Linked DNA regions of Mus musculus: all the other regions are linked to region 3. The links are chromatin loops, found by intact Hi-C in ENCODE. Cell type or tissue: left cerebral cortex. All regions are shown on one strand. Region 1 overlaps 1700030F04Rik (RIKEN cDNA 1700030F04 gene). Region 2 has its middle 91 kb from the start of 1700030F04Rik. Region 3 has its middle 1.3 kb from the start of Cxcl12.

Evidence for each region. Peaks named below come from ENCODE experiments on the same cell type or tissue, not always from the same donor. Only the 100,000 strongest peaks of a DNase experiment are listed, where the experiment ranks them.
Region 1: a loop joins it to region 3, with 2.9 times the contacts of the local background. A loop is called at or near these places in 15 of 42 quality-filtered maps.
Region 2: a loop joins it to region 3, with 2.4 times the contacts of the local background. A loop is called at or near these places in 6 of 42 quality-filtered maps.

Annotation. Positions count from the first base shown.
Region 1 is chr6:117,686,003-117,688,502 of GRCm38, forward strand. All of the region lies in intron 3 of 1700030F04Rik (RIKEN cDNA 1700030F04 gene), which reads right to left. Among named protein-coding and RNA genes, the nearest start is that of 1700030F04Rik, 65 kb to the right of the region's middle. In left cerebral cortex, CTCF peaks have their summits at 303 and 1,255 (motif pointing left); DNase peaks (open chromatin) are centred at 392 and 1,254.
Region 2 is chr6:117,659,433-117,661,932 of GRCm38, forward strand. No RefSeq gene overlaps it. Among named protein-coding and RNA genes, the nearest start is that of 1700030F04Rik, 91 kb to the right of the region's middle. In left cerebral cortex, a CTCF peak has its summit at 1,291 (motif pointing right); a DNase peak (open chromatin) is centred at 1,328.
Region 3 is chr6:117,166,018-117,168,517 of GRCm38, forward strand. No RefSeq gene overlaps it. Among named protein-coding and RNA genes, the nearest start is that of Cxcl12, 1.3 kb to the right of the region's middle. In left cerebral cortex, a CTCF peak has its summit at 999 (motif pointing right); DNase peaks (open chromatin) are centred at 993, 2,021 and 2,218; H3K4me3 peaks cover 730 bases.

The DNA.
Region 1 (2,500 bases), 520 kb after region 3:
AAAGATGATTTATGTGGGCTTTTCTATATATACTCTCTGTGAAGAAGTTGATCAGTAAATGTCTGGAAGTTCCCTGTCTAGAGAAAAAGTCCAACTAACAGATGCAGGAAGAATGGTTGTATTAAAATACCACTATCTGAACTCCTCAGAAAACCATGGATGTGCAACGACCATAGACAGCCAGCAAATCCGATACGTGGAAAACTGAGAAGAAAACTCCCACTTATGGAACCATATATCCAAAAAGGAGAGGGGCCAGGCTCCCAGTGCCCTGGTGGCAGCCAGTGGGAGGAGCCCAGAGACACATAGTAAACATTTCTGTGAAATAAAACCCAAGCCGATCAAGCCAGTTATCAAATCATGCCAGACAGATGGCAGTGTCCCGAAATACCGTCAGCCAAACGCAGCGTGTGGAAAGTTTCATAAGACACTGCATCGAGTTTCTCCAAGTGAATCAAAAGGCGAAACAGGGCGAGCATGGATGTGTATGTATATAACAAATACAAGTGCACTCTTCTATTTCCTGTTACTAACTGTGAAAAGAAGCAGGGAATTCTGATCGCTGACTGGCTCTTAGGTGATATGAAGGAAATACTTCACATCTCTAGTGTGATAACGATAAAATGACTTATCTTTTTCAGTAGCCCATTTCTCTTACGAATGCATAGTTAAAAATTTATAAATAAAACAGTATAACCCTGGTTTTCTTTTACATTACTTATTGAAAGCGTTGCAGTAGAAATGAAGGGGATATTTTTCTAGGTAAAGCAAGAGAAAGTTGTAGCTAAATGCTTAGACTCAGTTTCCCCGATCTAAATATTTCTTCTCAATAGATATTAATAAAGTAGCTCTTGGCTGCAGCACTCAAGAGAACAGGCGGGCCCTGTACCATGCCTGGGTAGCACAGTAGAGCTGGCCCTGGTGGCAGAAGAGGGGTGCACAGGTGAGCCACACCCAAGAGCATGAGCAGTAGATCCCTCTGCAGCTTGGTAGCAAGGGAGAGACCCCCACCACCTGTGGCAAGCCAGAGAGCTGACCCTGGTGTCTTGATAGTGGGAGAGCTCGCCCTGCTCCTCACCCTCTGTAGCACTTGAGAGAGCAGAGCCACACCTCACCTGAACAGCACAGTAGAGCTGACCCTGGTGGGCTGGGTGCTAATAATCCAATCCCGAGGGCATGAGAGCAGGAAACCTGGCCCCCTGCCCTTGCCAGCTGTGGTATGGGGTGAGCTAGCAGGGGCAGTGTTGGAGAGCTCCCCCTGGTGGTGAGGGTGCAGGAGAGCTAGCAGGCTGACCAACTCAGCTATAATCCAGGGTAGATCCAGGGCTTTGAGTTGCCCCACCCCAACATCTACCCCATCTATGAACTGCTGAAGCACATAAAAGGAATAGTCCTACAGATCCAAAACTACAGGAGCTCTATGACACTGGGCAGCAACAGGAGAGCAGATGAGGGGTCCCAGTGAGGATTCAGTATTGATAGTGTAGCAGAAGCCAGAGGCCTTAAACCAGACCAATGAGTCACATGCATCACTGTGCACACAAAGATGTGTGGACAAAGGGTATAGTGTGGGACACCCTTAACAAATTACAGCTTCCATGACAAGATGGATTTGTTTTTAGGAAAGGGGTTGTTTTTCATTTTTATTTTTTATTCCTTTATGGGAGGAGTTTGTAAGGGTAGAGGGCAGATATGAAGAAATGGGGAAATGAGTGGGATTGCGGCGCAGAATGTGAAACTCACAAAGAATCACTAAAAGTTTAAAACCTATAGAGGCATCCAGAAATAAAGCCTTTACGAACCAATAAATAAATAATAAATAGCTCTTAATTCTATCAGAGAATAAGAATCACGTGGGTTTTTGTAATATTTTAACTTTATATTTAAGACTATAAAATACCTCCTAAAGTTGTCACTCGGCCCAACTGTAATAGACTGGCAAAGCCAGAAGCCTGTCCTCCACGCCTGTGTCTCTTGCTGGGACAATAACTCAATGGTAGTCACAATCAGGATGTCTCCCTTGCTCGCACCCCTGGCCCGGGCCAGGCCCTGCAGTTTGCACAGAGTACTCGTGTGAAGACATGCAATCACTTGCTAGCCCAGCTCCTGTTTGTGGCCTCCATTTCCAGGCAAATTGTAAGGGTTCCTGGCATGTTTCCTGTTCCATTTCCTGATATCTCCCAGACTGCTCCTACCTGCTCCCATTGGAGAGTTGATAAAGACACACTTTTGATAAGCCAACCTCTGCCTCTCCTCAGAGAAAGGTCATCCCCAGCCTTTTCTGGTACATCCCTGCCTTGATGAGCAGGTCAGAGTGGTCGCTTTACATTCTCAGCATGAGGTATAATGTGGTTTCCATGAACATCTAACAAATGTGTCAATGGCCAGGGCACGAGGAGCTCGGCCAGTCTGAGTTTGATGCAACCACAAATGATGAGCTGCTGGAGGTTAGAGGCAACCATATCAAAGACACAGCAGCTGTCCAGCACTGTGCACCCTG
Region 2 (2,500 bases), 490 kb after region 3:
CCTAACTAAGACACCATGGCTACTTGCCATGATATTCTTTGCCCCAGTATGACACGGAGTGAGTATGTTATGCCTGGAATGAAAAGGTCCAGTTCAGCAATCAGAAAGACAGCAACATCTTTGCAGCCAAGAACTCTGGATTCCTAGATCTCTCAGCTTACCCTGAGTAAAGGTGCAGATAGCTGGGTAGAGCTGTTGTCCTCTCCTGATCTAACTCAGTAGGGTTTGAGACCACATCAGAAGGATGAGGGCAGATATTCCTGTGCTAGCATCATTCAGGAGCAGGTGGTAGCAGCAGTGATGGAGCCGCCCAGATGCCTCTATCTATGAATGATGTTTCACAAAGAGTTGCTTCTACTTCCAGGGCAGCTGAAGCTATCACAATCATCAGAGTCACATTTGAGTCCAACTGTGCCTTAGCATCTGCTCCTGGTGACACCCAGACTCTGGGGGTGCTCTATCTCTTCACTCAGATTGGGCTCACAGAGTAAATATGCCAGCTCCTTGCTTTCCCACCTAGATGGTGAGGTACTTGGGGGCTAAGGCCTTCTCCTACCCAGGCCTGAATCTCACTGGAAACTGAACTTGATAGTGACACTACCGTGAGGACCTCTTTCCTGCAAAGGGGATGACTGATTGAAGGTTTTGGGGGTGTCATCTTTCTGGGGCTTGTCCAGGGTCCCTACTTCCAATTCAGTTCCCATGTTGAATGAGATATTCTTGGAACACTCATTTTATAAGAGCCCTAGCTGTTCATCTTCCTTCTTCTAAAGGCTCATTGAGGTTTTTCTCTGTTTAAACGTCTATAGTCCATTCTGAATCATCTTCTAGGGTCCAGACACAATTCTTCTTGTCTCCATCTTAGGAAGACAGAGAACAAGTTCACCACGATTTTAGCTAGAGGCCGTCACAACCAAAAGAAAAATCAAACATATGGTTCTGGAAGATTATATAAGTCACACACACACACACACACACACACACGCACACACACACACACACACACACACACACACACATGTTTTACAGAGCCCAATACACCAAGGCACTCCAGCCCTATGGGGCTCAGAGGCCACAGGACTCAGAAAAGGCTGGCTATCCTGTGTTAAGAAGGAGAGCACACATTTCCAGAAAGTTTGCCCTAAGATATTTAAAAACAGGAGTGTTAATCTTCTCCTTTGTGACCTCTCTAACACACTTTTTCTGCCTATGAATGATTTACAAGTTCTGTGAACCAATTCTTCAAGGCACCCTTTACAAATGACCTTGCCTGGTTTCTGGTGCATCCTTGCCTGTTACCAACAGAGGGAGCTATTTCCTGTGGGACACTCATAGTGCTGCCAGCCACACCCTCTTTCTGAAGGCAGCCCTAGAATGGCTAGCTCCACGGGGCTGGGGGGTGGTAGGGGGGGGGCATGGATTCACAAGCACCCAGCCTCAGCTACACCAGTGACTCCAGGGCCCAAGATAACCCCATCCAGGCCCAGAGTGACCTGAGTCCAAGGAGCTTAACAGGTCAGCCTTTTTCTCTAAGCTTACCTTTCCTTATCACTCAGACCAAAGCACCTGCCTTGAAGCCTGATGACCTTCAATTTTAAGACCCATATGGTTAAGGGAGAGCACTGACTCCCAGGAGCTGTCTTCAACTTCCGCAATCATGGCTCGGCATGTATACCATGACAACCACAACCACTTTAATTAATTAATTAATTAATTGTAATTATTTATTAATACAATTATATAATTATATGCCATATTGTTATATCTATAATATATTGTATGAATTATATTATTTATATAATTAATTATGAATACATAGGTGAGTGAATAAATAAATGTAATCAAAAATTTAAAACACCATAGTAACATTCCCTAACAAGAACAACCAAGTTTGGATACGAAATGCAAGACACAGTGTTCAAAAGAACAATTATAAATAAACATGTTCAAAGAGCTTAGAAAATTCAAAGGAGACACAAATAAACACCTGAATTAGCAGAGAAAGGACAGGAATAAACTAATTGAAGCTCAGAAAACACAAACAAAGAGCTGAAAGACCTAAAGACAATCCAGTACATGAAAATAGAATTCAATAGAGATAAAAATACTGAAGGAAACCCAAACTGTAATGAAGCTGGATATAAAAAGAAATTCAATAAGAAAAGAAAAAAGTCTCAGTGGACAGAAAGCCCAACCAAAGGATGGCTCACACAGGAAGAAGAAAAAGGCTGGAGTCTGCAGACACGGTGGAGGAACTGGATCATTCAGTCAAACGAAAACTCGAACAATAATATATGCACAGACTACGAAAGATCCCGAGACACCACGAAATGAAACACTAAAGGTCCAGAACAAGGGTGGGCATTGGTAGCTGACAAAGAAAGTACCTATGCCTTCTATAAAGACAGCAGTTAGAGTCACAGCTGGTTCCCAATGGAGATCTTGAAGATTTTGTTTTGTCATCTTGTGTAGACATGTGTGCTGAATATCGGCTTGTGTT
Region 3 (2,500 bases):
CCCACCCCCCATTGTTCCCTTGCTGTGTGGAGGAGACCTGCAGACTTGACAGAGACGTGAGCTGCCTGTGTGCCTTCCCTGAAACAAGGCTTCCCACAGAGGAACTGGGTGAAACCGAGCAGAGATTGTTGCATAAACAAAGGTAGCCCCAAGCTTGGGAGATACTTCTTTGGTTGAGCATAGAGAAAATTCAAAAGGCTTATGACCAACCCCCACGACCCCACCCCACCCCGCATCTCTTTCTTTGTGGAGTCTTCTAAAGTGGACATGGTTTTAAATAAAAATCATTCACCAAGTGTAAAATCGTAGAGTTTTCTTTTTTCTTTTTTAAAATCTAAAATCCAGGTCCTTGGCCACCCTATTTGAATCCTAAGCGCTTACTGCGGTGGCTCCACTCACTGGCGTTTTATGTTTTATGTGACTTATGTTAGATGGCTGGCTTTTATGTTGCTCAACATCTCCTTCTTTCCCTACCCCGGGATTTTTTTCTCTTAAATATTTCGAACTCTTAGTGCATGCCTAGCTCATCGTAGGAGGACCTACTGAACGTATTTTAGTGAATGCTTGTTGGAGGGTAGGGACAGATGTGGCCCGCATCGGCTTCTGTTCTGGAGCCTCAGTCTGCCAGAGTCTTTGTTGGCCTCTGCTTTGCTCTTAGCCTGCACAGGACACCCCTCCCCCCACCCTCACTCCTTGGCTGTGAGTGGGTCCCTCTCTCCCGATTTCATAGCAAACACCAAGAGATCTGGACACCTACCTGCTTTGGACAAACTTACAGGAGAGGTTTGCCTTGCCTCAGAGATGTACTGAATGGGAGCATCAGACAAGTTTTTGTGCTCAGAGCTTTTGCCTAGGAGCATCTGGTCTTTTTTTTTTTTTTTTTTTTTTTTTTTTTTTTTTTACTGTTTTACTGTTTTACAGGCATCAGGTATCCCAAGCGCTTGATCTCGGATTACTGGAGCATGGGAGATAAGACCACCAGAGGGCGCCGGAGCCTAGCCTCTGCCGATCCTGCAGTACAACAGGGCCAGCAAGTTCAGAGTTTAGCATACTGAACGCTCAGGATAGCGCAAAAGCCGGTAGAAATGGATGGCTGCCTTCTCTGAAATGCTACTTTTTAAACACAGGGACCAGGTCGGCGCGGTTCCAGATTTGAAGCTGAGTCCCTAAAGTGTGTCTGACAAATGAATGGATGCAAAGTGCTTAGCGGAATTGTTTAAGATACTCTCATGGCTGGAACATTTTCCTCTTGACCTTCTCCACCCTTCTTTAGTCCCTAGGTGGAGCCCCAGGCCCAAAGGTCCTGGCCACTGCTTCACAAATATGATTCCCAGATTGCCCTGAGACAGAGGCAAGTCTCTGTTGTGCACTCCCTTGGGTGAACATGATAACAGAATCCAAATCGCTAATTGGCTATGTGGGAAAAGTGGTCGAAGCATGGCCAACACTGCCTGTGGCAGTGGAAGGTCCAAAGGACGCTGCCCAAAGCCTCTAGCCCTCCAAGATTCAGTCTGCCCCCTCCCCCGTGTCTCCCCACACCCGGGTTGGGGTTGTTTTGGTTGACCAGAGTGGAACACAACGATCTATTGGCAGGGCTGAACACCAATGGGTCTATTTGTAAAGCGCCAATGACCACTTTCTGAAGCAGGGTTTTAGGGAGCGGGGCCTTAGGGAACTCTTTGGTCCTTTTTAGAACACTGGACTTTCTTCTGGAAAGGCAGGAAACACTGAAGTTTAAGAAGTTGTTTCCAGCTTCCATTAACTGAACACACATTAAAACCAAGCACAGAGAATCAGGACGTTTCGCGGGAGTGAGACCCAGTCATTTCTCCTCCGTTTCCATTCTGCAGGGTGAGAGTTGTAATCACCCACCCACTATTCGTACCATCCACCCACCCCCAGTCGAGAGAATAGGGGTACAGAGGGGAGGTGGCAAAGAAAATTCACGATACTGAGTATCTCTGGGAGACCTGTTTGGTCTCTTTGCTCGGTAGCGCAGCCCTACGTTAGAATGCATCTTCCCGGGAATGACTGTAGTGAGACTTTGGCTGGGAATCCAAGTTATTCTAACTGTAGATTGGTCCACGTTGCCCTAAGCCTAGCAGTCCACTGCGGCACAGACACCCTGGACATGAGGTGGGTCAGCTTAAGTTCCTGGCACGAAAGAAAGGGTACTCTGGCAACTTTTGGATGCGGCGAAACAGACTGTTTCGTCTCTCAGGTTCTTATTTCACGGCTTGTGCCTTTGACAGCCCCTTAGTTTCTCTATCTGCAGGATGGGAGCATTAAGCTCTACGACCCAGCCTCTTTACAATTCAGGTCCAAAGAGCCCGCCCAAGTTGGGGACTGGGAAGATCAAAGGTCTCAGCACCCAGCGGAGCCGCGGACACTGAGGGCGCCAAGAAGGGGGTGGGTAGGTAGGGAACTGGAAGGGCGGCTGCTCCGCAGGGGATGCGCGTCAGAGACCCCAGCCACACTCCAGGCCCGCCCCTTGATGAGC